Linked DNA regions of Homo sapiens: region 2 is linked to region 1. A link is a loop called in an ENCODE intact Hi-C map of the cell type or tissue named here. Cell type or tissue: endothelial cell of umbilical vein. All regions are shown on one strand. Each heading gives the region's core, and the rest is flanking DNA. Links, peaks and the distances in the headings are about the cores only. Region 1 holds the start of LOC105376437 (a long non-coding RNA gene). Region 2 has its middle 73 kb from the start of ST8SIA6.

Evidence for each region. Peaks named below come from ENCODE experiments on the same cell type or tissue, not always from the same donor. Only the 100,000 strongest peaks of a DNase experiment are listed, where the experiment ranks them.
Region 2: it touches region 1 in a loop (6-fold over the local background); 2 of 110 quality-filtered maps call a loop at or near these places.

What each region holds. Positions count from the first base shown.
Region 1 is chr10:17,467,972-17,483,992 of GRCh38, forward strand. It overlaps LOC105376437 (a long non-coding RNA gene), which reads right to left and starts at 5,016. Exons shown (of 3, transcript XR_930714.1): 1 at 4,942-5,016; 2 at 4,429-4,564; 3 at 3,668-3,895. RefSeq lists a silencer at 6,619-6,913. In endothelial cell of umbilical vein, for the core only: no CTCF peak of the experiment used is centred there; a DNase peak (open chromatin) is centred at 7,920.
Region 2 is chr10:17,519,871-17,535,891 of GRCh38, forward strand. No RefSeq gene overlaps it. Among named protein-coding and RNA genes, the nearest start is that of ST8SIA6, 73 kb to the left of the region's middle. In endothelial cell of umbilical vein, for the core only: no CTCF peak of the experiment used is centred there; a DNase peak (open chromatin) is centred at 7,851; H3K27ac peaks cover 2,270 bases.

The DNA.
Region 1 (16,021 bases), core at 3,640-11,639:
CACCTGATTCTAATGAATTGATTACCTAGGCTAGAGAATGAATATAATTATATTTTGCCTACTTTGATGATGAACTTTTCATGTGTGACCTAGCTGGCATTTTTGTACCCTATCTTATCACCTCATTAACTCCATTAAGACGTTTCAGTGATATTTAACATCTTATAGAAATTTAGTCAAATTTATATTATAACTAATATTACAGAGCCAAGACAACTTGGCGTTCTCTTCTCGCTTTCTCTGAGAAACTTACTAACTTGGAACTTCTCTCGGCCAATTATTTTCACTGTTTTATCCCCTCACAGGCATTTTTATTTGTTTTGCTTTGACAATTTTTCTTTGACGACCACTTTGTCTGTTCAATCAAGTCTCCAACATACACACAAAATAAAAATTTGGAGGAGTTTTTCAAATCATTTGAGCCAATATCATATTTTGTGTTTAGATTATTGGGCTAAGGAGAGCACGGCTCCAATTTTCTTTCCTGCCTTATCCAGACAACAGTCTAATTACCCTTTCTATTCCAGCTGTGAAAGCCAACCCGTGGGAAGAGAAATGATTCTTTTTCCAGGTCCCAAAGCAAGTTATTAGCAGCTGTGAACCCAGGAATCTCTACTGTCTCCACAGGTGCCCAACAAATATGACCTCATGTTGCCACTGAATTGGAAGAAGATATTTTTCCTTTCTTCTGAGAACTATGGCATGTTATTGCTGCTACTGATTTCATTCCACCTTAGAATTACTGATGTTGTCCTAGTTATTTTAAATCTGTTCTGGAAAATAGTTTAAATAAGTGCAATAATATCAGTCGTATTACTGGGACTCATGTTTTCAGAGAAAATGCCTTTAAAATGAAACAACTTTTACTTAGGAGTTTTGTTAAGTAAGTATAAATTATAGGCATGTGTCAATGATATAATAGGATAGAGATACAGGAATAGACCAGTGTCACCACACACACACACAAAATGTTTAGAGATTTAATTAGAAGAAAGGACAGCTAGATAATAAAAATTTAATACAAAAGATTGCCAAATCTAAAATTACAGACTAAAGATGAGTTGCCATTTTAAGAATGTGCCTTTTTATAGAGCTGGTCATCAGGTTTAAGCAGAGCTGAACAGATGAATATTATCCAGCCTAGGAGAGGAAGATTCCTTCTCTCTGAAACAAACAGCACTTTAATCGACACCCGAGGGAAGGAAAATTCCTCATGCCTTTTTCTCATCCATTCGTTTTTACATAAAACACATATTCAGAATTTATAATGTTTCAATACTGATATTGAAATAATATGACTTATTTTGAGCCCCACATAAAAGTAACAGTTCTCCCATACTTTTTTTAAAGGAATGACCAATTAAGCTTTTTAAATTGATTTTTACTTGTCTCTATATTTAAGAAATTTAAATTTACCTTTTTTTTCTTATTTTCTTTTTAATTGTTCTTTTCATTTAAGGAAATACATTCAAACTCACAGTTTTCCTGTTTGGTAGTCAACACTCTTAGTGGACAGGAATGTTGACTGTCTTTTTCACACTGTATCCCCAGCACTTTGAACCACACTGTTACTTAAGTAGGTGATAGAAAACATTTGCAGAATGAATGGATCCATAACATATTAAAGACACAGATTAGGAGTTCATTGGCAAAATATGCATTATGATGATGTCTCATAAATGTAAATAAATTTCATAGTATTGTTGGGACTCAGAAAATAATACCTCAAAATGAAGGTCTCAGAAGCAAAAATTTTTTTTCTTTTTCCTGCCCTCCGTCTCTCATCCCATTCTCTCCCAAGGCTAGCCATGGAAACTAGAATCTTTCTTCCCCAAGGCAGGTCATAGAACCAGAAATGTTTTTCCCCCAAACCAGCTAAAAAACCTAAAAATATCATTCTAACTCCCCCATCCCAAAGTTTCCATGTAAAAACCAGCCATAAGGGCTGGATGTGGTGGCTCTTGAACAATCCCAGCATTTTGGGGTGCCAAGGTGGGAGGAGCACTTGAGTCCAGGAGTTTGAGACCTGCCTGGGACCCAGACTCTACAAAAAATTAAAAAATTAGATGGGTATGGTGGTACAAGTTTGTAATCCCAGCTACTCAGGAGGCTAAGGCCAGAGAATTGCTTGGGTCCAGGAATTTGAGGCTGCAGTGAACTGTAATCGCGCTACTGTACGTAGCCTGGGTGCCAGAGGAAAACCCTGTCTCAAACGAAACAAAACAAATAACCCACAAGCCATAAGGAAATTATTTGATCTACCTTGTTTGACTGATACGGTTGGCTGTGTCCCCACCCAAATCTCATCTTGAATTGTAACTCCCATAATTCCTTCGTGTTGTAGGAGGGAGCCGGTGGGAGATAATTGAATCATGGGGGTGCTTTCTCCCATACTGTTCTCATGGTTGTGAGTAAGTCTCACGAGATCTGATGCTTTTATAAGGAGAAACCCCTTTTTGCTTGGCTCTCTCTCTTTGCCTGCTGCCATCCATGTAAGATGTGACTTGCTCCTCCTTGCCTTCACCATGATTGTGAGGCCTCCCCAGGCATGCAGAACTGTAAGTCCATTAAACCCATTTTTCTTCCTGGTCTCGGGTATGTCTTTATCAGCAGCAGGAAAACAGACAAATACATTGACTATAGGTCATAAGACCCTCATTCCAGAGAGGGTTGTGCCCCATTCCCAGATGGAAAAATTGCTGCACAGAGAGGCCAAGAAGAATCTAGATAGAAAGTCCTTGCTGGGTTTCCCCACTCAGTCCATTAACATTAGATCAGACCCTTTTGTCCAAGCCTATTTCTACATGGCTGTTCATATTCTGTTGCACCTAAGTAAAAAATTGACAATTACCTTTGTATCTTTGGGTCTTCACCTAAAGGCATTCACATCACATAAAACTAAGATCAAGGCCGGGTGCGGTGGCTCACGCCTGTAATCCCAGCACTTTGGGAAGCTGATGCGGGCAGATCATGAAGTCAGGAGATCGAGACCATCCTGGCTAACATGGTGAAACCCCGTGTCTACTAAAAATACAAAAAATTAGCCGGGCATGGGGGCGGGCACCTGTAGTCCCAGCTACTCGGGAGGCTGAGGCAAGAGAATGGCATGAACTCGGGAGGCGGAGCTTGCAGTGAGCCGAGATCATACCACTACACTCCAGCCTGGGCAACAGAGCAAGACTCTGTCTCACAAAAAAAAAAAAAAAAAAAAATTAAGATCAAATAAATGTGTATGCTTTTTCTCGTTAATCTGCTTCTTTTCAGTGATTTCCAGTGAACCTTCAGAGGGTGAAGAGAAAGTTTTCACTTGGCCCAGACAGTATCTTGAGTTTTTTTTTAATTTCGGAGGCTTCTTGAATTTGAAAATGGCAGATCTATGGAATTCACCAGCATGATAAACACACAGACCATAACATTTTCTGCTTCTGAAACCCTGGCAAGCCAGACTAAATTCCATTTTTATTGGGGAAAGGAGGCAAGTTCTCCAGTGATGTCCTCATCTGCAGTATTCTTTCAGGAACAGAAAAAGCAGAAAGTGTACAATAATAGCTGGGGCCAGGCACAGTAGCTCGTGCCTGTAATCCCAGCACTTTGGGAACCCAAGGTGGAAGGATCATTTGAGGCCAGGAGTTTAAAACCAGCCTGGAATACATAGCGAGACCCCATCTGTACAAAAAAATAAATAAATAAAACATAAAATAATAGCTTATTGATCAAGATCCACAGCTATAAGAAGTGCACCCACCACACCCACTCACAGCATAGGAGCAAGTGGTAGAAGGCAGAAAGAGAATCATTCTTAACACAGAAGCAAGAGATTTTCAGCCTCAGCATCTGAGAGTGGCCTTTCCAGAGGCTCTGGTGAAGCCGCCTTGTCCTAAACTGATGTGGAGTCCTGTAATAATCAGTTAAAGGCTTTGTTAGTGGCGTGGGTATGTTATATGGCTCTGGATTTAGCGGGTGGAAGAAAGTCAAAAACCTTTGAAAAATGTAGGCTAAAATGCTTTTCTCTGTGGTCCAGTTGTGAGTTCTGTCCCTCTGCTGTGATTCTCAGGGAACACTTCGCATGCACGGATTGGCTTCCTTGTTCCTTAACTGGATGACTCCTAAATTTGACCTCCAGCTTTGTCCTCTCTAATGAACAGAAAACACTCCTGTTTCTGGAAGCTTCCTGGATATCTCGCCACTGTGATTTCCCACCAGCACCTCACTTAAGTTCTTATCTGCTCCTCCTGCCCAAACTAAACCTTCCTCTTGGCCTATTTCCTATGATGATGCTATTGAGCCACTGTCAAGCCTCGCAGGTTAGATTTCCTAGATTTATCTTTATCTTTAATTTCTCCCCCTCTTTTCACCTCTTCAATATATTTTCTCTGTCACCACCTTCCCCTCTTCTAGCATCGAAACTGGTCCCTTGACTTCACTTACTTCCTAACCTGATCGATCCTATATGGCACTTCCAAAATATTTTTCTTCAGAGTTGTCACACGTAGGTCTCATGCCATGCTGCTGTTCCAAGAACAAATTTGCAGTTTCTCTCCATTGCAAGGCAGTTGAGATGAAACTGAGTAGGAGATGGGTAGGACTTATTTCCCAGTCTCAAGAGGATGAAGTGAAGAAACTAGGCTGGGATCACACCTGTAACCTCAGCACTTTGGGAGGCTGAAGCAGGAGGATGGCTTGAACCCAGGAGTTCAAGACCAGCCTGGGCAACATAGCAAGACCCTGTCTCTACAAAAATTAGCTGGGCATGTTGATTTGTGCCTGTGGTCTCAACTACTCAGGAAACTGAGGTGGGAGGATTGCTAGAGCCTGGGAGATCAAGGCTGCAGTGAGCTATGATCATGCCACCGTAGTCCAGCCTGGGCAACAGAGTGGGACCCTGTCTCAAAAAAAGAAAAGGCAAAAAAAAAAAAAAAAAAAGAAAGGAAAGAAACCAACCAGCAGGAACCAGCAGAAGATGAGGAAAGTGATCACCAGCTATCTTCATTGCTTATTAGCACAAGACACTCCCCCCAGCGCCATGACAGTTTACAAATGCCATGGCAACAACCCAGGAAATTACTTCTCCTTTCCATGGTAACAACCTGGAAGTTACTGCCTCATTTCCTAAAAGTTCAAAGTAACTCCCCCTCAATTTGCATGTAACTGAAAGTGGGCTCACGTGAGTATGAATACAGTGGCCAACAGCCCAGGCTGTTGCTGATTGTGGTGCCCTGCTTGTGAGTTAGCTCTACTCCATAGGGAGCAGTAGCATCCAATTAAAAGATTGCTGTCTTAACTCTACTGGCTCATCCTTGATTTCTTTCCTGGGTGAAGCCAAGAAACTTCGTGGGCTTAGCGCCACTTTGACGGCTCACCTGTCCTGCATTAACTCCACAGTCAATATCCAAACTACAAACTATACCCTTGTTGTTATCAGCACCGGGACACCAAGGTTCAACATCTGTGTGAGCTCAGATATCAACTTTTTATGTGTCAGTTACTTCACTTGAAAAGTGTTCTGTTAGGGTTGTGTAAAGATTGAGTTAATATATGTATATTAGGCACTTAGAATAGTACCAAGCGCTTAGTAGGTATTATATTGGTGTTTCTTGTTATGACCAGTCTTAGAGCCTAACAAATAGAAACACCATTTCCCAAACATGTCTTCACGTTTATCATTTCTCAACTGATAGAGTTTGGCTCTGTGTCCACACCCAGATTTTATCTTGAATTGTAATCCTCCTGTGTAAAGGGAGGGACCTAGTGGAAGGTGATTGGATTACGAGGACAGTTTCCCTCATGCTGTTCTTGTGATAGTGATTGAATTCTCACGAGATCTGATGGTTTTATAAATGGTAGTTTTTCCTGAGCTCTCTTGTGGGTCCCCACGTAAGACGTGCCTGCTTCCTCTTCTGCCAAGATCGTAAGTTTCCTGAGACCTCCCCAGCCATGTGAAACTGTGAGTCAATTAAACTTCTTTCCTTTATAAATTACCCAGTCTTGGGCAGTTCTTTATAGCAATGTGAAAAAGGACTAATACGTGAACTTTTGCTCAAATTGTTCCCTCTGCCTTCAATGACCTTTTCGTCATATAAAGTCTACCCATTTTTCAAAGTCTACCGCAAATACCAATACTTCCCTTGAAATTTTCACTTAAAAGTCTTGTCTTTTTTTGAATTCAGGATAATACATCTGCCCCAACTACCTTTATTCGTAAGAAATAAAATAATATACACTTCGGTATTTTAAAGTCTCTATGTAAGATGATATTCTATAGAGCTGTTATATTACTAAGTTGGTCTTTTTGTTACAGCCATACTCCAAAAATTTTCATTATGTTATTTTATTTCATTTGTCAGTGAATTTGAAATCATTTTCAAGAGCAAAATTAGAAACAAAATCCCAGCTTTAGGAAGAAATAAATCAGAGCTTTCCAAAACTAATATTTTAGGATTTACGAAGGTTTTTAAGAGAGAAGAGTTTAAATATTTTTAAAGTATAGACTTATAAAGCATTTCTGGGGAATCTGAAGAAACAAATATAGCATTACACCAGTATTATGCTATTTAATTTTATTTCAATCAGGTGATTTTAAAGTTTGAATGGCTATTTTTTTTTCTTTCAACTGTATTTTCTCTGCTATATTTCATGCATTGTAAGACTTTAAAGGTTGGCCCCTTGTGGAGACAAATTACACCTGGGGAAATTAGCCCAGGTGTTGGCAATTAATTGTGGAGCCAGAAACTCCCCAGTGATGTGAGACGGAGCCTTCCCACCGTGTTCTCTGGACTCCTTTTTCTAAGATGCTGGCTCTTCAATTTTAATGAGGGAAAAGTGCCCCCCTGTGGTTTGTACTTGGACTTGGTTTGTTTTTTTTTTTTTTTTCAATGTAAATATTATGTTCTTTCCCAAGGAAAAGCCGGCAAAGCTAGGAAGAAGGCTGTACTCATCTGGATTCTAATTTTCTCCTCTTTGGGATCCTTATCAGTAGCAAATCACCTTTTAAGTCATCCCTTCACCCGTCCACCAGCCTCAAATCCATGCCCTCACACTATCCCACGTCCATTCTCACCTAGGTGCCTTCAGAGCCAGGATCCCTCCAAGAGCTCACCCATCCTAATGTTTTCAGGAGGGAAACAAACAGAAAATGCTTTCAGTAATGGTCTGTGCTGGACTCCTCCCTCCTTTCTCTAGTTATTCTTTTCCCACTCCCACTCCTCCAACCTCCCTGCCACACCAAAATTTCTAATTCCTCTGATGCATATCCTCTCATCTGTGTTTATTCTTTCAAGAAGTTTATTTTAGGTTTGTGTGCATTTATTTTTTTCTTTTTTTGAGATGGAATTTTGCTCTGTTGCCCAGGCTGGAGTGTGGTGGTGCCCAGGTTGGAGTGTGGTGGCACAATCTCAGCTCACTGCAACCTCTGCCTCCCAGGTTTAAGCAATTCTCCTGCCTCAGCCTCCCGACTAGCTGGGATTACAGGCGTGTGCCACCACACCCGGCTAGGTTTTGTGTTGTTAGTAGAGATGGGGTTTCACTATGTTGGCCAGGCTGGTCTCGAACTCTCAACCTCAGGTAATCCTCCCACCTCGGCCTCCCAAAGTGCTGGGATTATAGGCATGAGCCACCGCGCCTGGTCTTGTGTGCATTTCTTACTGTATTACGTAAATGGTCTTGAGCTACAGGTAGCATTCTTTCTTCCAACTGTTACTCAGCACTCTGTCTTTGAGAATGAGCCATGTTGCTGTGTGGACATTCAGTGCATTGCTTCTAAGGGCTGCCCTGTGTTCCACAGCAGACATACAGAACATTACACTAATCCTCTATCCCAGAGATAGGTACCCTGATGGCCTCTAACTCCCACAAACAATGCTATGATGAATATCCGTAAGCCTGTTCCAACGTGGGCCTGTGTGTGAATTCCTTCCAGAAATACCAAGAAAGAGAATTCCTGTATCCTAGAAATATGCATACTCAGTTTAAAGATTTCCTGCCCGGATGTTCAAGACTGCAATACCAATTTATACTTCCATCAGCCTATTCATGAGGGTGCCTGTAATTCCACATCCCTATCCTTTGCCAGGCTATTGTGTGGAAATGATACTTCATTGTATGTTGACTTACAATTCTGAGGAATAATATATTGGAGCAACTCTTCTGTTTGTTAACTTTTATTTGAATTTTCCCTTCTGTAAATCACCTATCTGTATTCTTAGATTTTTTGTTTTGTTTTGTTTTGTTTTGTCAGAGTCCCTACCTTCTTCTGGTTGATGTGCAGAAATCCCCAGTTCCTTGTGTTTTCTAGGTTTCGGTTCCTTGTCAGCTTTAGGCCTTGCCAATGATTTCTCAATATCTGTCACTTCTAACCTTGTCTGTGGCATCTTTCATTGCATGGAAATCCTTAGTTGTTTCTTTATGATACATCTTTTGCAAAAATAGAAGAAGCCTTTTCCTATCCCTCATGTAAGGGGATATTCTCATGCTATATTTTCTATTAAATCTGATATGTATATTTTTCATATCCAAGTCTTTATCTGGAGTCCAACTTTGCAGGTGGTACATAGGAATCAGTTTCAACTTTCTTTATATGGGAGTCAGTGTTTCCAACATCATCTGCTAACATGTATGCTTTCATATTAATCTGTAGAGCCATCTTCATCATATATTAAGTTGCTGAATTGTCTGTTCTGTTCCATTGTTTTACTGTCTGCCTGTCTACCAATATCACACTGTTTCTAGCACTGTGAGGCTTTGTAGTATGTCTTAGTATCTGATAGAACAGGAGCAGCCACATTTCTCATTTTTGTAAAGATCAAATTGACCATTCGTGGACCTTTAGTCTTTCACATGAATTCTGTAGTAAATTTAACCACGAATTTCATTGAAATTTCCTTGACTATATAGATTAATTTGAGAAGAATTGACAACTTTATGGTATTAACATCCATCCAGAGACATTGAAAGCGTATTTAGTTGGATTAATTGTTATGTCCTTTGTTCAGTTGAAAATTTTTTTCTCAAAAAAGGTTTATTCCTTGTTAATTCCTAAATACCTTTAGTTTTTATTGAAATTGTAAATCATGCCTTATTTTTCTTATATTTTCTAGACAGTTAATACAAGCATTAAAAATTACTGATTTTTATGTTGATCATGTATGCAGCAACCTTGATCAACTCCCTTCATTGTTCTAGTAGCTCATCTATTGATTCCATTCCTAGGTAAATTATGTTATCTATCTCTTTCTTGACCAAGCTTTATACACCATTTGTTTTTCTTTTTTTTATGGCATTCACTGGGATTATGTTAAGCAGTAGCGGTGTTAGAGACATACATTCTTGTCTTTTCCTCTACTATAAAGTGAACTTTTTTGTTTTGGGGTATATAGTGGTAGGAAAAATATCTCCTTTTTTCACTTTTTCACTTTGTTACAGAAACTCTGAATTTTAACTAGAGTTATATCCATCCAGAATTAAGACTGCCTTTACCATCCTCTCTTGCAGCTAGATATGACCTCGTAATTAAGTTCTGGTCAATGGGATATGAGTAGAAGTTGATGTGATCATCTTTTGCTTGTAACTTTAAAAAGGGCCACCCTATCAGGAATCCCGTAGATTGCTTCTGGAGGTAGAGAGTATGCATGTAAGAAGAGAGGTTAAATGAAGCTTCCTTTCCCATCACCCATATCAGAAATGGGTATGTCTTCCAGTTCCTTGTTTCTGGTGGCTGAAATGCAGATATAATGGTGGTATCCAGAGTAACAATAGTGGATCATACAGATGAGGCCAGCACCTCAGGATGACACAACAACATAATAGTAGGAGAATAGGCCCCCATACCATGAAATTGCCGCATTAATCCTGAACTGCTGTTGAACAAACAACACACACTTGGAGAAAGTACTTAAATTTTTATGTATACCCTCATGTTTAAATGCCATATGGCTAGATATAAAAATCTTGGCTCAAAGTTCATTTCTCTTTGTTTTAAAATGCTAAGCCATTGTTTTCTTGTAACCAGCATTGCTATTGAAAAGTTTGATTTTTGTTTCTCTGTAGATGGTCTGCTGTTTATCTCCAGAAACTTATAATTCTCTTTGTCTTTGATGTTCTGAAATGTGACTATGGCATCTAGGCGAGGGAGTTTTTGTTGCTGTTTATTTATTTAATGTATTCATCATGCTTCATGCTTGGTGAGCACCTGTTCCAGTCAAGAATTCATCTTTAAACTCCTCAAAAGAATAGGCATTTTGAGTAGATAGTCTCCCTCAGTTACAACCTACTTGCCCTAGAGAGACAGAGGTGAAGAAAGTGCCAGAGTGTGGCTAGTCATTTTTCGTATACTGTTATAAACTCTTCATTCTTGGAAGGCTTTTGTTCTGCTCTGATATTAACCTGAAGACCCAGGCTATAATGGCTGATTCCTGCAGTGAAGAGTGTAGCAACCATTAACCCAAGACCTTGGAAGAAAGAAGAAACAGCAGAACATTAAAGCTTTTTTCAAGCTGTGCTCTCACTGTGCCTGTGAGATCCTTCTCCTCAAGCTGTCTCTGTCGCTCCAGCCTGGCCCCCATTTCACCCACCATCCACACACAGGAGTTCACCCCACTGTTCACATTCCCCAGGATGTTCATGCCATATTTATGTTAGTTTCTCAGCTCCAAGCTTCTGTCTTACTACTAGATTCTCCAGGGTTGATTTGGGAAAAGAAAGCCAGCAACCCATCCTGGCTCACCATCCTAACGAAAAGCCAAAAATCAGATACAGGAATTGTTTACGAGGCTTTGGCTGGGTGGAGTTATGCACACCTGTAATCCCAGCACTTTGAGAGGCCAAGATGGGAGGATCACTTGAGCCTAGGAGTTCAAGATCAACCTGAGCAACATAGTGAGACCCCTGCCCCCCATCTCTAGAAGTAAATAAATATAAAAAGAAGTCTTAACAATTGGCAATATTGTTGCATTAATAGTCAGACTTTTAATCTGGAAGGAAGGGAAGTTACCTTCACTAGAGCCTGGAGAAGAAAGTAAATTCATCCAGATGCAACGTTGCTGGACTACCTGACCACTTTTCCACGCTCTGTAGGTGGCTACAAGGTACTCAGACAATCCCTGAGATCATCTCTGGTGAAAAACATGACCTGGGGAAGGGTAATATTTGGAAATTCCCTAGGAGGCCACCCTATCGGCCGTAGATTGAAGGTTAAGAGTATGCATGTAAGAAGAGAGGTTAAATGAGGCTTCCTCTCCCATCACCCATCTCAGAAGCATATCACACATTGAACACAACCAAATAGGACTGTTCTGGGTATGCTGTGGTTTTTGTTTTTTTTCCCCCAACTTTGCATGGTTGTTCATTATCTAAATAGGGATTGCCTTAGGCACCTAAGGGAAGGTCATCCTCTAGGCTGCTTTTTAGCATGTAAAAAATGCAGGGTGAAATTGTGAAAGGACTATTAATGTCTGCATAACTCATGGCTGCTGAGTCAACTTGACTTTGGCTGAGCCCAAGGACCATTTAGAAATCATAGCCTCCGGACATTGTCATACCCTGATGCCCAAAAGAAACTGTCTGGGGCTTCCATTAAACTGATGGATGTCAGGAATGGGTATAAAAGTTCTAAAATCTTGCATGAGAAATTGGAAGGGTCTGAGTTTGTTCTCCTACCTTTTCCAAAGAAAAAAGGGAGAGATATCTAATCTTTTAAAGTAAGCATTAGAAAACTCCAAATCCAAATGACAGAAGAGCCACTTCTTAAAAAAAAAAAAAAAAAAGCAAATATCAACGGAAGGTGATATTGTTAGTAATCAAACTGGATTGATCCAGATATAACACTATCATACACTACCTTTATTATCTGCTTCTCAAATTTCCTTCTCTCTATCGCATTATCTCCCTCTAGGGACACTTTTGCCTATCAGTATTAATTAAATGTGAATGTTAACATGTAGGAAGATTTATAACTTCCTTGGCCTGACAGCTGTGCTGAAACTGAAATGCATCAAAGAGGATGAATGGCCCCGTCTGCCACCCATGAATGATGATCACTTCTCCAAATTGGCCAGAGAGTTTGAAAAAGTATTTTGGGGAACTTGCCAGCTAAGACTTTTCCATTCCACCTCCTCACCTCTTTCTAACCACTGCCACCATCATAAAAGAAGCACGTCTATATGAAGCACTGTGGAAAATTGGGGCCCAGGTGTGAAAAGTGAAAAAAGTGGAGTGAAGACCTGGTAATCAAATGCCAAATTGCAAAGTTGCAAAGAACAAATATTTTGGCCTAGAATCATCCCTATTTGTATCACAGCCAGTTTAAGCAAATAGAATAATATGTGTTCATATAATCTATCGGTACAGATTTAAAATGGGTCAGAAACAAAATTTTTGTCCTATTTTAGACTGTGGATCCAGATGACAAAAACAATGGATGTCAAAACACCTCGGAAGTTTCAGAACAGAAAATAGAGAAAACAAATTTGACACTGGAGTCATCTCTGATCATGACATTTCATACAGTTCTCAAAACCAACTTATCAAGAATTTAAAAACGTATCTATGTTATGGTTTATAGGAATTGCATGAAGCTTTATTCCACTTTTACTATGCATGCCATCTATTTATATATTCAAAGAGTTTACATTAACATGACTTTACTATGATGTCTTTGTAGCTTTATTAGTATAACTTGATTGGCATAACTTGACTCTTCCAGGGTACTCTTGCCCTCGGAAATGACTTGATTGTTCGTTACTGGAAGTTCCCAAAAGATCTGTCAGCTTTTCACTGGGAAGCATCAACTGTTGGTTTACAATTCTGTCAGACTCTTGAACCCCTTGCCTCAAATTCTTTGCCATGCTACTTCCACTAACTCTAAATTGGTAAACATGATCCTGACCCAATCTTAGTCAAACTCTTGCTTTGAAAGCCCCACCTTAAACCAAACTTCCGATTCTCAATAAAATCTGACCTTGCCTTTCTCCCTGAAACCCTGTAGAAACTCTGCCAAGGGAGCATTCTCCCAGAGCGTGGTAAGCAGTAAACTCAGCTTTGTCTTACCAACAAGCTGTGTTGATGAGAGCTGAGAAACATTCAACAGAAGAGCATGCAATATTGCTATATATTCATTAAAAGCATTTAGAGCATACAGAAAAAAGAATGACATAAATGACAAATTATTTTTCACTTTAGTAAAGATTTACGTGGGAAAGAGGCTGATGGAGAGATTTTCAATTGTAATAAATAGTAAATGTGTGGGTCTTGTGCTGCATATATGCATGCCCTGTATAAAGCAGCAAACCTCCTGCCCAGCACCCCTATTCCTCATATCTTGTTGCCCTTTTTGGTGGGTGGAGGAACGATGGTGGGAGCTTCAACACTTACCACCATCTGACACACAAACATACACATTTGCTTATTTGTTTACTGTCTGTCTCTACATTCAGTCCTAATATAATTGCCCAGTGAGTTCTTCCTGACTGATGTACAGGAAAAACCACTTCACTTAACCTGTGGTATTGCAGTAGAGAAAGAGTTTAATTAACCCAAGGTCTCCAAGTGGAAGGACTGGAGTTATTACTCAAATCAGTCTCCCTGAGAACTAAGGGGCTAGGGATTTTATGGATAATTTGGTGGATAGGGGCCAGGGAATGGGTACTGCTGATTGGTTGTGGGTGAAACTATAGGGGTGTGGAAAACAGTCCTCCTGCACTAAGTCCATCTCTGAGTAGGGGCCACAGACCCATTTGAGTCATGAATCACAAATCCAGGTGGGGTCAGTCAGTTGCCAGAATGCAAAAGTCTGAAAAACATCTCAAAAGACAAATGTTAGGTTCTACAATAGTGATGTTGTCTATGGGTGCACCTGGGGAAGTCACGATTCTTGTGACCTCTGGCCACATGACGCCTGAGCAGTAAAGGATCATAGAAACTACACCCGCATTTTAGCAGATTTCAGGCCCTCTTGTAATCTTAATCTTGTGGCCTTTTATTAGCCTTACAAAGGCAGTTTCAGTCCCTGAACAAGGAGGGGATCAGTTTTAGGGAGGGTCTGTTATCATCCTTCCTTCCAAGTTAAACTATAAACTAAATTCCTCCCATGGTTAGTTTGGCCTCTGCCCAGAATTGAGTGAGGACAGCTGGCCTGTGAGGCTAGAAGCAAGACGGAGTCAGCCACACTAGATTCCTCTCACTGTCATAATCTTTGCAAAGTTGGTTTCACTAACTCAAATATAAACTTCATGAGGGCAGGGACTTGGTTTATTCTGTGCTGTATCCTCAGCACCTAGAACACTGCCACATTTACAGTGAATATTTGTTTAAAGAAGGAAGAAAGGAAGCAAAGAGGGAGCAGAGGGGAGAGGAAGAGAGGAAGGGAAGGCAGAAGGGAGGGAGGGGGCAAGCTAAATTATGGGAGGCGAGGCAGTCTCATGACAAATGCCCAGACTTGGAAGTTAGATCTGATTCAAATTCATTCACCAACTTACTAGCTATATGACTTCAAGCAAAATACTACAATTCTTGATAGCCTGTTTGCAGGTTCTAGCAGGGGAATGCAGCTACTCATGTACCCTTAACCAAAGACCTGTCCTCCTCTATCGGGGTTGGTCTTCCTCTTCAACCTAGCACACAGCTTCAGGAGGGATGCACATGGGGCAGTGAGTGAGGAAGGGGACACCCACCTAGCCAGCCAGATCAGCCACATCAACCCTGGCCATCAAGGGAGTGACAGATGCCACAGCCAGATCCCCCTCACATCCAAAATACTTGAAGCCTCAATTTTCTCATCTATAAAATGGAGGCAATAATATCCATATTGCATAGTTGCAAGAACAGAAAATGTATAAAAATATCTGAAAAGTATCTAGCATAGTTCCTCGCAAGCAGTAAACTGTTAATAAATACAAGATCCATATGTAAAAAAATAAAATTCTTAGTTATTTAGGAAAGAATGATAGCTAAGCTTTGCATTCTAAGAGAGTGGAGGCATCTGCTTACATATTTTTGTAGAAAATGGGATATTCATTGGAAAAAAAAACACCTAGATGAACTTTTTAGGTTTAGAAAATAGGGGTCGTTGGGCAAGTCATAGAGAGAAGAATTTAGTCAAAGGTGCTTGCTTGTTTTGCATAATTAAATGATGGGTATGAAAACTTTGTTTTCTGGTGGGAACTCAGGAGATAGTACAATGTAGACTGAGTGATGGGGAATTCCTTCTTCCTCTACTCACCTTAGGTTCATTAGCTGGATCCCTGCAAATCAGACTGCTGAAAGTCAGATGAACAAGAGAAAGGCCAGGCACGGTGGCTCACGCCTGTAATCCTAACACCGTGGGAGGCCGAGGTGGGTGGATCAAGTCAGTAGTGCAAGACCAGCCTGGACAACATGGTGAAACCCTGTCTCTACTAAAAATACAAAAAGTAGCTGGGGATGGTGGTGCATGCCTGAAATTCCAGCTACTCAGGAGGCTGAGGCACGAGAATTGCTTGAACACAGGAGGCAAAAGTTGCAGTGATCGGAGATCACAACACTGTACTTCAGCCTGGGCAACAGAGTGAGACACTGTCTCAAAATAACAACAACAACAAAAAGTTTATTAACACGTCCATCCTGCATACACACAGGAGAAGTTAGTGATGAGGGACTCATAGGGGTGGTTAGAACCTGGGCTTATATAGCATTATAATAAAAGAACAATCATTTTACAGAGAAATGACAAGACAAAGGAAAAGGGCTTTGGGCTTTTAGGAACAACAGACTGTAAGAAGGTGAATGCATGGAGGAAACTAATGGAACTTAAAATAAAAAATAAAATAAAAATTTAAGGGTGCTCCAGAATACTTGGTGATCCAGACAAATAGTATTTTCATACAATATTTGTATGTTTTTGAAACAGAGTCTCACTCTGTTCCCCAGGCTGGAGTTGAGTGGCACGAACACGGCTCACTGCAGCCTTGTCCTCCTGGGCTGAAGCGATCTTCCTGCCTCAGCCTCCAAAGTAGCTGGGACTATAGGTGTGCATCATCATGACTGGATAATTTTT
Region 2 (16,021 bases), core at 4,300-12,299, 53 kb after region 1:
ACACCCTAACATGTTTTACACATTACAGTTAAAATATATTCCTTTAAGTGTTCATAAGGTTAGGAGCCCAGGGAAACAAAAGAAATGAATGAAGTGCAAGGGTCTACTGTGCTTTTCATTAAAGAAACCCTGATTCAATTTATTTCAGCTTTATGTTATCTTTTTCCATCTTCCAACTGACTGAATTAGTTAGTAACTTAATTATGAATTAAACTGAAGGCTATCTTGAGTACTCTTGATATGCAGGAAAGAACAAGAGCCTAAATAATATATATATTTTAAATCCTTAGGTAAGGATATAGTTCTCTTGCTGCTCTGTAAATACCATGACCCTTATTTTTAAAATGTAATACCATATTCCCTGACTGGAAAGAAACATAATGGTCCATTATATTATCATTATATTTTTTATTCTGGGTCCTAAATCATTCAATGAGATAAAACAAAATGCCCCATTAATGTTAACTATTGATCTATTCAAATATAAATTTTAAAAACTAAAGGACTTGTTCAGTTCCTATCATCACTTTCAATTTTCTGCCTTTAAAAATTGGGGGAGTCTGGGCATGGTGACGCATACCTGTAATCCCAGCACTATGGGAGGCTGAGGTGGGAGGATTGCTTGAGCTCAGGAATTTGAGACCAGCCTGGGCAACATAGTGAGACCTCGTCTCTACTAAAAATAAAAATTTTTAAAAATGGGGGAAATTATTTAATGTAATAAAGTACCATTTTTATACATTTCTGATTATATTTAAAAGGAAATATCCTAAACAACATATTGTTTATGTAGACTCAACTAAATCCAATTATTATTATTTTTTAATCAGAAAGCAAGAAATTTAAAATTAGCCAGGTGTGGTGGCTGGTGCCTGTAATCCCAGCTACTTGGGAGGCTGAGGCAGGAAAATCGCTTGAACCCAGGAGATGGAGGTTGCAGTGAGCAAAGATCGCGTCATTGCACTCCAGCCTGGGCAACAAGAGTGAAACTAAGACAAAAAAAAAAAAAAAGAAAGAAAGAAAAAAAGAAGAAAGAAAGAAAGAAAGAAAGAAAGAAAGAAAGAAAGAAAGAAAGAAAGAAAGAGAAAGAAAGAAAGAAAGAAAGAATTTTAACCACCAGTTTGAAATGGTTTTTGTCTAGTAACTTCTGGTATAGCATTTTGAACTTCCATTAAAATATGGTATGCAACAACAGAAAAAAAAAAAAAAAGTACCACCAGGAAAATCTAGTATTGGGGATCATTTCAACTTAATATAAGTCCAAGAGAATTGCAAACAAAATGAGCCTGACTAACTGAAGAGAATAGGGAAAGACTCTCTTCCTGCTCCAGTATTATTTTCCAGGTCTGATATATAAGACCTGGGCCATGGAGAAGACTGAGCAGCTGTTCCTGTTCTGCATGTGTAGACTTTTGAGATACTCATGATGCTATCAGTCTTTGCTCACCTTCACTGCACCTCTTCAACCAGCTCCTTTCTTTCTAAATCCATTTGGAGGCTGCAATCACCATAAAATAAATTGAGCAGAAAAGTCAGTGGAGGTCTGGAAGTAATGCTTTTAGTTCCAAAAAATTAGTCTGCCCAGATTCAATCAAAGACAAAACATTTTATACAGCAACAGCTCAGCCCACGCTCCTCACTCTACACTGTCTACTTAATATTGCTCTCCTTGCATGTCCTGCTGACATAGTGAGTCCAGAGTGGACTCACAATCTTCCTCCTAGAACACACACGCTCTCTCCCAACAAAAGGCACTGTCATTCACCCAGTTAATTATCCTACAAGTTGCCGGTAGTTCTTACTCCTCCTTCTCCCTCATTCATATCCAAATCTGTCATTTCTGCCTCTTACTCATTTGTCAAAAGCATTCATTACTCCCCATCACCACACTACTTCCAGCCTTCACCCTCTCTTCTTTTTAGGAGTAGTTGTATGATGGTACCTCTTTTAAATTTTATTTTATTTTGTTGAGACAGGGCCTCACTCTGTTGCCCAGGCTGGAATACAGTGGTGCAATCTCGGTTCACTGCAATCTCCACCTCCAAGGTTCAAGAGATTCTCCTGCTTCAGCCTCCCAAGTAGCTGGGATTACAGGCATGCACCACCACGTGCAGCTAATTTTTGTATTTTTAGTAGAGACGAGGTTTCACCATGTTGGCCACGCTGGTCTCAAACGCCTGGCATCAAGGGATCCGCCCACCTTAGTTCCCAAAGTGCTGGGATTATAGGCGAGAGGTGTGGTTACTTTTTTTTTTTAATTTTACTTTAAATTCTGGGATACATGTGCAGAATGTATAGGTTTCTTACATAGGTATACATGTGCCTTGGTGGTTTGCTGCACCTACCAACCCATCATCTAGGTTTCAAGCCCCACGTGCATTAGGTATTTTATTTGACCTAATGCTCTCCCTCCCCTTGACCCCTACCCACTGATGGGCCCCAGTGTGTGCTGTCCCCTCCCTGTGTCTATGTTTTCTCATTGTTCAACTCACACTTATGAGTGAGAACATGCGGTGTTTGGTTTTCTGTTCCTGTGCTAGTTTGCTGAGGATCATGGCTTCTAGCTTCATGCATGTCCCTGCAAAAGACATGATCTCATTCTTTTTTATGGCTGCATAGTATTCCATGGTATATATGTACCAGATTTTCTTTATCCAGTCTATCATTGATGGGCATTTGGGTTGGTTCCAAGTCTTTGCTATTGTAAATAGTGCTGCAATAAACATACGAGTGCATGTGTCTTTACAGTACAATGATTTATATTCCTTTGGGTATATACACAGTGATGGGATTGCTGGGTCAAATGGTATTTCTGGTTCTAGATCCTTGAGGAATCGCCACACTGTCTTCCACAATGGTTAAACTAATTTATTTTCCCACCAACAGTGTAAAAGTGTTCCTGTTTCTCCACAGCCTCGCCAGCATCTATTTCTTGACTTTTTAATAATTTCCATTCTGACTGGCATGAGATAGTATCTCACTGTAGTTTTGGTTTGCATTTCTCTAATGATCAGTGATGATGAGCTTTTTTTCATATGTTTGTTGGCCGCATAAATGCCTTCTTTTGAGAAGTGTCTGTTCATATCCTTTGCCCACTTTTTGATGGGGTTGTTTTTTTCTTGTAAATTTGCTTAAGTTCCTTGTAGATTCTGGATATTAGACCTTTGTAAGATGGATAGATTGCAAAAATTTTCTCCCATTCTGTAGGTTGCCTGTTCACTCTGATGCTAGTTTCTTTTGCTGTGCAGCAGCTCTTTAGTTAGATGCCATTCGTCAATTTTGGCTTTTGTTGCTGTTGTTTTGGTATTTTAGTCATGAAGTCTTTGCCCATGCCTCTGTCCTGAATGACATTGCCTAGGTTTTCTTCTAGGGTTTTTATGGTTTTGGGTTTTACATTTAAGTCTTTAATCCATCTTGAGTTAATTATTATACAAGGTGTAACCACAGTTACTTTTGTGTATCCACTTGCCTGGGTCACAGGGTGCCCAGATATTTGGTCAAACAACTCTGGGTATCTCTGTGAGGGTGATTCCGGGTGAGATTAATGTTTCAATAGGCATATTGACCAAAGCAGATTGCCCTGCCTCATGTGGGTGGACCTCATCCAATCAGTTGAAGGCTTGAATAGAACAAAAAGTCCAACCGTCTTGTGAGTAAGAGAGAATTCCTCCTGCCTGAATGCCCTAGATAGGACATCAGTCTTTTCCTGCATTAGGACTCAAACTGAAACCTCAGCTTTCCTTGGATCTTAAGCCTGCTGGCCTTTGGCCTGGAACTTACACCATTGGTTTTCATGGTTCTTGGGCTTTCGGACTCAGACTGGAGCTACATGCCTCCCCACCCTGTCCCATTTTCCACAGAGCATCCGGGGTGATCTCAAACTACACATCTGATCATGGCACCACCCTGCCTAAAATCCTCTAAAGGCTTTTTATTCATCTTAGGAAAATACCCCAAATCCTCAACAAAGGCTGCATGGTCTGCCCAATGGGGCCCCTGCACTTAGCTTTAGCCACTGTAGGCTTCTTTTTATCCAAATGCCCTAAACTCTTTCCTGTCTCTGTGGCTTTGTACATTCAGTTTCCCTGCCTGAAATAGTTTTTCTTCCACCGTTTATGATGCTAACTCTAATTCATCCTTTATTGCCTCCACTTGAGGAAATTTCCACAAGTTTCCCAACCTGCAATTCTAGAACAATGGTACCATTATATGTCACACCCTGCATTTTCCTCCGCGACCATGCGTGTTGCTAAAGGTTGCTTATGTAATGGTTTGTTTGATGTTTATTCCACCACTGCTCTGCAATTCCATGCCCGTGGGGGTATCTGCAATGCTTGCGGGAATTGCACATAGGAAGCCTTCTAACAATATTTGTTGACAAAAATGAATGAATATGTTATTTGCAATAAACCTATATAAATAGAGTTCTTTTTTTTTTTTTTCTTTTGAGATGGAGTCTTGTACTGTCACCCAGGCTGGAGTGCAGTGGTGCAATCTCGGCTCATTGCATCCTCCGCCTCCCGGGTTCAAGCAATTCTCCTGCCTCAGCCCCCGAGTAGCTGAGATTACAGGCGACTGCCACCATTCCTGGCTAATTTTTTTTTTTTTTTTTTTTGTATTTTTAGTACAGACGGGGTTTCACCATGTTGGTCAGGCTAATCTCGAACTCCTGACCTTGTGATCTGCCCACCTTGGCCTCCCAAAGTGCTGTGATTAGAGGCGTGAGCCACCATGCCCGGTCAAACCTATATAAATAAAATAACATGAGTAAATATGAAAGCATGGACAAACACAGTCTTTTTTGTAAAAAAATAAAGGCAAAACCATTTAAGTACCAGAACATACTCCAAACTGCTATGCCTCTTCCTTAATATCAGAGAATTTGTATGTTTAAATTTAGTTTGTGAAAGCGAAATACTTTATTTTAAAAACCTGAATTAGCATTTTAATACATAATAATATGTGTTCTCTAATAACTAGGTTGCAATATAAAAACGATTTAATTTCTTCATATAATATAATGGGTGCCAGTGGGATTGTGTAAGGGAGATGGAGGTACCTGTGGAACTAGGAAGGAGAGAGAGACAGTAAGTAAGTAAGGGAAATATCAGCAGAAGTAATAAAGCGCGATCCTCAAGTGCTTCTAGAAAACTCAAGGGAGATGTCAGCACAGGGTCTCAGAGCTGACTGGGTAGGTTTGAAGCTGGACTGTGCTATCAGTTTAGGGGCATGAATTCATGAAATAAGATCTTTAATATCACTAAATTTGTACTCAGAGTCATGGGGAAATTTGGATTCCATATGTAAAATACCTGGCACATTATGGCTGAATAAATTTTAGTTTAATCACTTTTGGTTTTATTTTTTGTGTTTTGTTGTTATTGATGTTTTGTCAATTAAAAACAAAACAAAAATGACTTAGTTTAGGTTAAATTTCATTTACAGTGTATTAAAATGATGCTTCCTTTACAGCTCAGATCTGAGTTGTATCATTACGTTTTTTTCCTAAGCATGGGAATATTTTGAGTCATATCTTCCACCCCTAGTGAACATTTTTTTTTCTTTTTTTTTCTGTGATGGAGTCTCACTGTGTCACCCAGGCTGGAGTGCAGTGGTGTGATCTCGGCTCACTGCAGCCCCCACCTCCCAGGTTCAAATGATTCTCCTGCCTCAGCCTCCTGAGAAGCTGGGATTACAGGCATGTGCCACTGAGTCCAGCTAATTTTTGTATTTTTAGTAGAGACGGGGTTTTGCCATGTTGGCCAGGCTGGTCTCGAACTCCTGACCTCAAGTGATAGTTGGATCACTTTTGAATGACCTCAATGATTCAATTCTTTTTACTGGAGAAGGCTAATAAGCCAGACATCTGCACCTAAGTTCCTCTTTATATTGGCTTATATTGGCTAGGTGGATCCTATATATATATAGGATGATTCCTATATATATATATAGGATCCACCTAGATCCTATTTTCAAACTTTACTGTGAGAAAGAGCTAAGAAGTTTGTAGAAATACCAGCTCCAGGGCCTACCGCCGCCCGCAGAGACTTTCATTCAGTGGTTCTGAGATGGGGCACAAAAATCAGGATTTCAGCAAGCTCAAGGAGTTTCTGATGTAGCTGGTCCACTGGCCACAGTTTGAGAAATGCTGATGTTGAACCTGTGAATAGACCTATGGTAACTATACTTTAAAACTACTGCACATGGTTGATATGGTTTGGCTGTGTCCCCACACAAATCTCATCTTGAACAGTAGTTCCCATGATCCCCACATGTCATGGAAGGAACCCAGTGGGAGGTAACTGAATCATGGGGGTGGGTTTTTCCCCATGCTGTTCTCGTGATAGTGGGTAAGTCTCACAAGATCTGATGGTTTTGTAAATGGGTGTTCCCCTGCACAAGCTCTCTTGCCTGCCACCACGTAAGACATGGCTTTGTTCCTCCTTTGCCTTCTGCCGTGATTGTGAGGCCTCCCCAGCCATGTGGAACTGTGAGTCCATTAAACCTCTTTTTCTTTATGTATTACGCAGTCTTGGGTATGTCTTTATTAGCAGCATGAGAACAGACTAATACAATGGGATACTATGGTGTTGAACCATAAATAAATAAATAAGATAGACTTCAAGAAAACACATAAGCCTCTGGGTGGTGAAATTCTTACCAGTCTTAATTTCTTTTGTACTTTTCTATATTCCCTGACTTTTATGTTGAGATGCACTTATTTTTTTAGCTTTTATTTTTAAGTGTAGGGGTACAAGTACAGGTTTGTTACATAGGTAAACTTGTGTCATGGGGGTTTGTTATACAGATTATTTATCACCCACATATCAAGCCTAGTACCCGTTAGTTATCTTTCCTGATCCTCTTCCTCCTTCTACCATCCAACCTCTGATGGGCCCCAGTGTGTGTTGTTCCCCTTTTTGTGTCTGTGTGTTCTCATCATTTAGCTCCCACTTGTAAGTGAGAACATGTGGTATTTGGTTTTCTGTCTGTGTTAGTTTGCTAAGGATAATGGCCTCCAGCTCCATCCATGTCCCTGCAAAGGACATGATGTCATTCCTTTTTATGGCTTCATAGTATTCCATGGTATATATGTACCACACTTTCTTTATCGAGTCTATCATTGATGGGTATTTAGGTTGATTCCATGTCTTTGCTATTGTGAATAGGAGATGCACATTTTTAAAACCAGAAAGAAATGTTTTAAAAATGATTAACAGCTGGACATGGTGGCACATGCCTGTAGTCCCAGCTACTCAGGAGGCTGAGGCAGGAGGATCGCTTAGGCCCTGGAGTTTCAATCTAGCCTGGGCAACATAGCAAGACCCCGTGTCTAAAAATAAATTAATTAGTTAATTAAAAAATAACAATGAGTATACGCTCTCTTGGTTTTAGTCTATGGTTCACTCATACCAGTGGACCAGTATGAAACAGAAAATATTTGAAGGAAATACACTAAAATATTAAAGGTAGAGTAATAGGTTTCGGCGGAGAAAGAGATCCTCTTCTTGCGTTACTTTTTAGCTCTTTACTCACCTTTTTGGTGGAAGAACGTTAACTTTATCTTTAAAATATAATAAGGATGTTTTCTATCCAAAGAGTTATCATCCATTCTCAAACGATTTTATAAAGTGCCTGACAGTTTTGACAGAAGTAATGCCAAGTATCCATCACAATTCCTGCTCAGATACTGAAAATAAAGCAACACAAAACTGGGAAGGCCCTGAAATTGTTTCGATTGAGTCTCAAATGTCCTTCTTTTGTTATGTTCTTTCTCCTGTGCTGGCTTAAGTTCCTCCAGCCTCACCCCACCCCATATTTTCTGGCATAGTCATTTCCTTTTCTTAAATCCCCTGCCCCTATCCAAACAAACACCAAGTATTGCTTCATTTTCATCTTTAAAGTACTCACAAATGTTAACTCAAGGAGTCCCTTGTGCCTAGAGAAAGCCCACCTACACTGACCCCCTTACTTCCATACTTCCTCGCTTTCTTAGGCAGAAATAATGAGGGTCCAGAACTTCAGCCCTCCTGACTCCAGCACTCACAGCCTGCAGCCACTGTCGACCTTGAGACCACAGTACTAATCCCATTTTACCCTTTGCCTCTAGTTCAGTCCCAGCAGCTCCTGACTCCCAGATCACTTCTTATATCTTGCGTTCTAATGATTATTAGATTATAGTTCTGGCCAGACATGATGGCTCATACCTGTAATCCCAGCACTTTGAGAGGCCGAGGTGGGTGGATCACTTGAGGTGAGGAGTTCGAGACCAGCCTGGCCAACATGGTGAAACCTTGTCTCTACTAAAAATACAAAAAACTAGCTAGATGTGGTGGCATGTGCCTATAATCCCAGCTATTTGGGAGGCTGAGGCAGGAGAATCACTTGAATCTGGGAAGTGGAGGTTGAAGTGAGATGAGATGACACCATCATACTCCAGCCTGGATGACAGAGTGAGACTGTCTTAAAAAAAAAAAAGATTACAGTTCTGCCTATGGCTTTTCTGTCCTTCCCTGTAACTGCTCTTTATCTCCCAAAAATCCCCCTCCACTGTGTTCATTGAAACTTATGGTCCATTCATCAGCATAATCCGTTAAACCTCAACTTCTCTCTCAAACCAGTCAGTTTTGCCATGGTGCAACATGATCATTACTAAAACCCACCATGCTATTCAAAATGACCTTATAAAAACCACAGAGTTTATGGAAAAAGTAGCATTGGGGCACAATACTCAAATACTTTGCCAGTGACACCTTAAAAAAATAGTAACCTAATTAAAAGAGCAGCACAGTTTTCCATATGTTAAATGGTTAGGAAGGATATTACAAGAAATACGGCACTTTACCTTGAAAAAGACATGAAGTGTGCCTATGGAAGTGGGTCACAAGGAAATCAAACCAGAACTAAATAACAATACAGTAACCAGGAAACCCCCCAGATAACTGAAAATGATATAGTACACTTCTCAGTAAACCATGGATCAAAGACGAAATCACACTGGAAATTAGAAAATGTTTTGAGCCAAATGATAATAAAAATGATACATCAAAATCTATAGTCTGCAACTAAAGCAGCGCTTAGAAGAAAAGTTATTTAGTTTTAAATGCACATATTAGAAAGAGAATATTCAAAGTCAATGATCTAAACTTTCACTTCAAAAAGCTAGAATCCAAACAGCAAAATAAACCCACAGAAACTAAAGCATGGAAATAATAGATGAAGGAGGAAACTCATGAAATAAAAAAAGACAAAACATGGAGAAAATCAACAAAACCAAAGTTGGTTTTTGGAAAGATTAGTAAAACCAGTAATCCTTAGGAAAAAAAAGAAAGAGAAAAAACACTTATAACAAATATCATGAATGAATAAAAGGACAGCATTCTGGATCCTATGACATTAAGGAAATACTAAGGGCCAATGCCTAATTTAAAGAAAATTCCAGGCCCAGATTTCACTGGTGAATCCTAGTTAACTTTTAAGGAAGACGTAATCACAATAATACACAAGCTTTTTGTGTAAAAAGGGAGACAGAACACAAGCTTTTTGTGTAAAAAGGAAGACAGAACATTTTCCAACTCTTTTTTTTTTTGAAACTGAGTCTCACTCTGTTGCCCAGGCTGTAGTACAGGGGTGTGATCTCAGCTCACTGCAAACTCCACCTCCCAGGTACAAGCAATTCTCATGTCTCAGCTTCCCGAGTAGCTGGGATTACAGGTGTCTGCCACCATGCCCGGCTAATTTTTGTATTTTTAGTAAAGACGAGGTTTCACTACGTTGGCCAGGCTGGTCTCAAACTCCTGACCTCAAGTGATCTGCCTGCCTCGGCCTCCCAAAGTGCTGGGATTACAGGCGTGAGCCACTGTGCCCGGCCTCAACTCATTTTATAAGGCCAATATAACATTGGTGAAAGGACATTACAGGAAAACTACAGACTAAGAGTCCTCATAAATATAAACACAAAAATCCTTAATAAAATATAAACAAGTCAAATTTGGTAATATTATAAAAAGGATAATATGTCAACAAAAAGGACAATTTATTCTAGGATAGAAAAATACTTTAACAGCTATGATTTTAATGGTTCCTCAAAAATTCATGTATTGGAAATTTTACCCCCAATGCAATAGTACTGAGAACTGGGGCCTGATGGGAGGTATTTAGGACATGGTGCTTCCACCCTCATGAATGAATTAATGCTGCTATTAAACGGGCTTGCTGGAGTGGGTTCCCTTTTCCTCACGCTTTCACCTTCCACCCTGAAAGAACAGTGCTTTCATCTTGAACTTCCCAGCCTACAGAACTGGGAGAATAAATTTCTATTCTTTATAAATTACCCAGTCTGTGGTATTCTGTTATAGCAGCACAAATGGACTAACACAATGTAATTCACCACATTAGCAGAATAAAGAGGCAAAACATTCAATTATCTCAGTATCTGAAAATAAAGCTCTAGATAAAAGTCAATACTGGGAAGGTGCGGTGGCTTACGCCTGTAATCCCAGCACTTTGGGAGGCTGAGGCAGGTGGCTCACTTGAGGTCAGGAGTCCGCGACCAGCCTGGCCAACTGGTGGAGGTTGCAGTGAGCCAAGATCCAGCCTCTGCACTCCAGCCTGGGCAACAGAGCAAGACTCTATCTCAAAATAAAAACAAACAGACAAACAAAAAAGTCAATACTGGGTCATAGATAAAAGTCAATTGTCCATCAACAAGAGAATATATAAACTAATTATGCTATATTCACAGGATGGGATACTACTCCATGATACCCACAAACCAATAATAGAGGGAATTTTCTCAACTGGATAAAACGTGGCAACAAAAAACGTGCAGCTACTATCATTCTTAATAATAGACTGTTGAATGTTGTCCTCCTAAGTCAGAAATACAGTAACGATGTCTACTCTTACCACTTCTGTTCAATATTGTACTAGTGGTTGTAGCCAGTGCAATAAGGCACCAAAAAGAGATAATAAAAATTGGAAAGAAATAATTTAGACTGTTATTCAAAGATAACATCGCTTTGTACATAGAAATCCTAAGGAACCAACAAGTTCCTAGAACTAATTTGAGTTTAGCATGATTGTGGGTTACAAGGGCAATGCAGAAAAATCAATTATATCTGTATATACCAACAAAAAACAATTAGAAAATTAAATTTTTTTAAGTTACCACTTAGAATAAATGACATTAAATACTTTTGAGTGGAGAGTACTCAAACCTAAAAATTAAAAACATTGCTGAGATAAAGGAGACATAATAAGAGTGATATACAATCTTCATGGAATGGACTAGCTTAGGGGTATTAAGATTTCAGTTCTCCCTAAACTAATATTTAGATTCAGTGCAAGCCCGGCAGATGTTGGGGTAGGTGGGAGGCAGTGGAATTATATTGCTGATGTGAGTGTAAAATAGTACAACCTCTTTGAAAAAACTGGCAATTGCTGATAAAGTTAAACACAGAGTTACCTGTGACCCACAGATTCTACTCCTAACCAAGGGAAACAGGTAAGTGTGTCCACTAAAAGACTTTTCCAGAAATACTGATTAAAGCTTTATTCATGATAGGTCAAAAGTGGACATAACTCAATTGTCCATCAACAAGAGAATGCATAAACTAATTATGGTCTATTCACACAATGGAATACTATTCAGTGATAAAAAGAACAAACAACAGATACACGTTAGAACATGAATGAGTCGTGAAAATATTATTTATGGTGATTGAAAGAAGCCAGACACAAAAAAAGTACATATTGTAAGATTTCATGTGACGTTCAAGAATATGTAATACTAATCTCTGCTGTTGGAAATCGGAAGAGAAGTTGCATGTAGGGTGTGGGCACTGATGACAAAAGGGCACGAGATAATTTTCTGAGATAATGGAACTATCTTATATTTTGATGTGAATGGAGATCACACTTGTGTCTGTGCGTGTGTGTGTAGACGTATCTCAAGCTGTACACTTAAGATTTATGCATTTTAACATGTATAAATCATACCTCACTAAAGTATTAATATGTATATATATATATATTCTCCCCCTCATTCCCATCTCCCTTCCTGCTCTATTTTTCTTTTTTCACACTTACCCTATTCTGAGTTACTACATTATTTCTTACTTGATTTTTACATTGTCTGTCTTCCCCAGTAGAATGTAAGTTCTCTAAAGACAGGGCTTTGTTTGGTTCATTGCTGGATTTCAGCGATGAGAACATTATCATATATTAGACAGTTAAAAATATTTGTTAAGGAAATGGAAGGCATCCACATTTTATGCCTTATATTTATTTATTTATTTATTTATTTATTTTTGAGATGGAGTTTTGCTCTTCTTGTCCAGGCTAGAGTGCAATGGCACAATCTCGGCTCACTGCAACCTCCGCCTCCTTGGTTCAAGCATTTCTCCTGCCTCAGCCTCCCAAGTAGCTGGGATTACAGGCGTGTGCCACCACGCCTGGCTAACTTTTGTATTTTTTTAATAGAGACGGGGTTTCACCATGTTGGATAGGCTGGTCTCGAACTCCTGACCGCATGTGATGCACCCACCTCGGCCTCCCAAAGTGCTGGGATTACAGGTGTGAGCCACTGCGCCCGGCCATATGCCTTATGGTTCTGATTGTGTAATTAAAAGCTTTCTTTCCCGTTAAAGGAATGGCCAACAAATGGAAGAAACAATGGCTTTCCTCTCACTCCTGAAACCAAAATGGTGCTGAAGGTAGACTCTTTCAATTCACATAGGCAGCCACTCTCTGAACAAAACAAGGACTCGGAATCACAGAGTCACCACTAATCCTCTTCTACTTTTCTCTTTTCTATAATACTTCTTCTTCCTCTTGTCACTTTATCACTAAACTCAAACGCTGAGTCTTTCAGCAGTGGCATACTTAGCATATTTGACATCAACAGCATATCATTGTTAGCCCACCCACCCCCAAGAGGCCAAAATTATTTTTAGTAATAGCCGTGCAATGAAATAAATCATAATAATGGCCAGAAAATAAACACAGTGAAAATTGATTTTAACTCTCTCTGTATGATTATGCCAGAAAAAACATTGTTAATAAAATTAAAATTAATATTATGATACAAAAAAAGAAAAAGGTAATGAATTAATTCTTTTTAATTGGATTTATATTTTTATCTTGAAAATGAGGGGAAACATTTTTATCTATGTTCAATCTCAGTAATGAACAATAACGTGTTCTATTTTAAAGTCTAAATGACTTCATCAAAACTGGTCTTTTCTGGCCAGGTGCAGTGGCTCACGCCTGTAATCCCAGCACTTTGGGAGGCTGAGGTGGGCAGATCACTGGAGGTCAGGAGTTTGAGACCAGCCTGGCCAACATGGCGAAACCTGGTCTCTACTAAAAATACAAAAATTAGCCAGGCATGGTGGCGGGCACCTGTAATCCCAGCTACCCGGGAGGCTGAAGCGGGAGAATGGCGTGAACCCAGGAGGCAGAGGTTGCAGTGAGTCAAGATCGCACAACTGCACTCCAGCCTGGGCAACAGAGCAAGATTCTCCATCTCAAAAACAAAAAAACCTGATCTTTTCTGTATATATGGTCATGCAACAGTGGGCTGAGTCTCTCAATCTAGGTATGTATGCTCACCGATGACCAAAGTACACTTCATTCACTTTCGTTTGAAAGCCTTTGTTTCCCACAAAGCCACAGATACATGAATAGTTTGGAAAAGTTTTAAAGACAAAGATAAGTTTGGCAGAGATTTTACAATAAATCCCAGAACTTGCAATAATGTCTATGTGTTTATTTCTTCAGGATAAATTCTAGCAGGTGTCAGATGTACCCACAGTCAAGAAATCTTAAACAAAATTAAAAATGTCAAGTGGTCACATAGAATGACAGATTGAAGCAATTCAATTTCTGGTTTCTTTGTCTTTACAATCTCTGTGCTGTCTTTTTAAATTTTTAATCCACTGTTTAAACACAGGGATGCATATGAGTATCACAGGTTTTGGAGGCCTAAACCACGCCTGAAGTGAGTGCCAATGATTCTAAACCATGACAAACTGAGTCTCAAAGCAATCATTGTGTAGCTGAGTCCACGTGCATCTTAGTCTGTGTGCGGTTATGTAACTGGACATTCTCCAAGTTAACTTCTATGTAGACTTCAGTGTGTATGAAAACAGAAGCTAAAATGTTCTTATTTGAGACATACATATATAGCACTAAAATTCAGCAGGAAACCGTGGTTGTTCAGAATCTAAAACAATAAAAAAAGAGGGGGTGGGATATTTTATCAATTTTACATAAAATTGCTGCTCCACGGTGATGATAAAAAGCCAAACCCCTTTCAGTCACTTTTCTCCTTGCTTTCCACTTCTCTACAGACAATGCATCCTCTTAGTGCCTGTTCCCAGGGCTGACTGGTCCCACTGCCCTGCCCCTGGGGTGCTACTGAACTTCAGAGAAAATTTTTACAGTGTCCTGTCAAAGTTAAATAAAAATATACAGATGAGGCTGGGCACAATGGCTCACAGCTGTAATCCCAGCACTTTGATAGGCCGAGGCAGGCAGATCACCTGAGATCAGGAGTTTGAGACCAGCCTGGCCAACATGGTGAAACCCCATCTCTACTAAAAATACATAAATGAGCCAGGCATGGTGGTGGGTGCCTGTAATCCCAGCTACTTGGGAGGCTGAGGCAGAATTGCTTGAACCCGGGAGGCAGAGCTTGCAGTGAGCCAGGATCACGCCACTGCACTCCAGCCTGAGTGACAGAGTGAGACTCCATCTCAAAAAAAAAAAAGCGTATATATGTATAATATATATATGTATTCATCTGTATATATTCATCTGTATATATATGTATACATATATATGTATACATATATATGTATATACATATATATGTATATACATATAGACATACACATATACATATACACACACACACACAGATGATTCTCTAAACAAAACATCTTGTTTGGGAAAACAGAATTGCAATTGAGGGCATACACAGAGACGGAGGAGGTCTTCAGTATGCTTGAAGAACAAAGGGAAGATTGGAGGTTTTATGAGAAAGTTCAGTGTTAGGTATTGTTTTGGAAGAAAGCTCATTGGCACTAGAGCTTTGAGGAGCTGGCAAGCCCTGACTGGTGAGTGACGACAATAGGTAAAACTAGTCTTAGGGTGGTCATGGCAGGTCGTTTCAGCAGCTACCAGGTAAAACATACCTAAGGGTTACAGCAGGTCGTTTCAGCAGCTGGGCTTGGGGATGATTCCTGAAGCAGGTGCTATGTGCCTTGAGTGCTTTTCCCTCCCAGGTCCCTTGACTTTTATTTAGTTGGGTATGACAAAAATAACTCAATTTCTATAATCAATTCTCACAGTGCTGGCTCAGTGTCCTCTGACACCCCACCCTCCCTAACCTAGGCATGCAGAGAGCAAGTCAAAGAGTCTTGGCACCAAGTTTCACTGCCCAGAACGCTCAGGTAAGCAACTGGGAAGTGTCATGGAAAGAGGATGATGTGCGAGGGACTTCAGCCCCTGAGTAACAGTGCAGGGCGAACGTCGGAGGAACTCAGGACCATTCATTGCCTTTCCGTGTGGGTCTGTCTGATGATTTACATAGAAAAGGGAGCATGGAACGAGAAGTAGTGATCTGATTCTGATGACAGACACTGGAAAACTTTGAAAATGAAAAGAGGAAAACACATGTTTAAAAATGGCTTTTGTGCTGGGCACGGTGGCTCATGCCTGTAATCCCAGCACTTTGGGAGGCCGAGATAGGCAGATCACTTGAGGTCAGGAGTTCGAGGGCAGCCTGGCCAACATGGTGAAAACCCATCTCTACTAAAATACAAAAACTAGCTGGGCATGGTGGCGGGCACCTGTAGTCCCAGCTACTCAGGAGGCTGAGGTAGGAGAATCGCTTGTACCCTGGAGTCAGAGGTTGTGCAGTGAGCCGAGATCACACCACTGCACTCCAGCCTGGGTGACAGAGCAAGATTCCGTCCCAGAAAAAATTTACAAAAGGCTCTTTCTGTAAAGAATG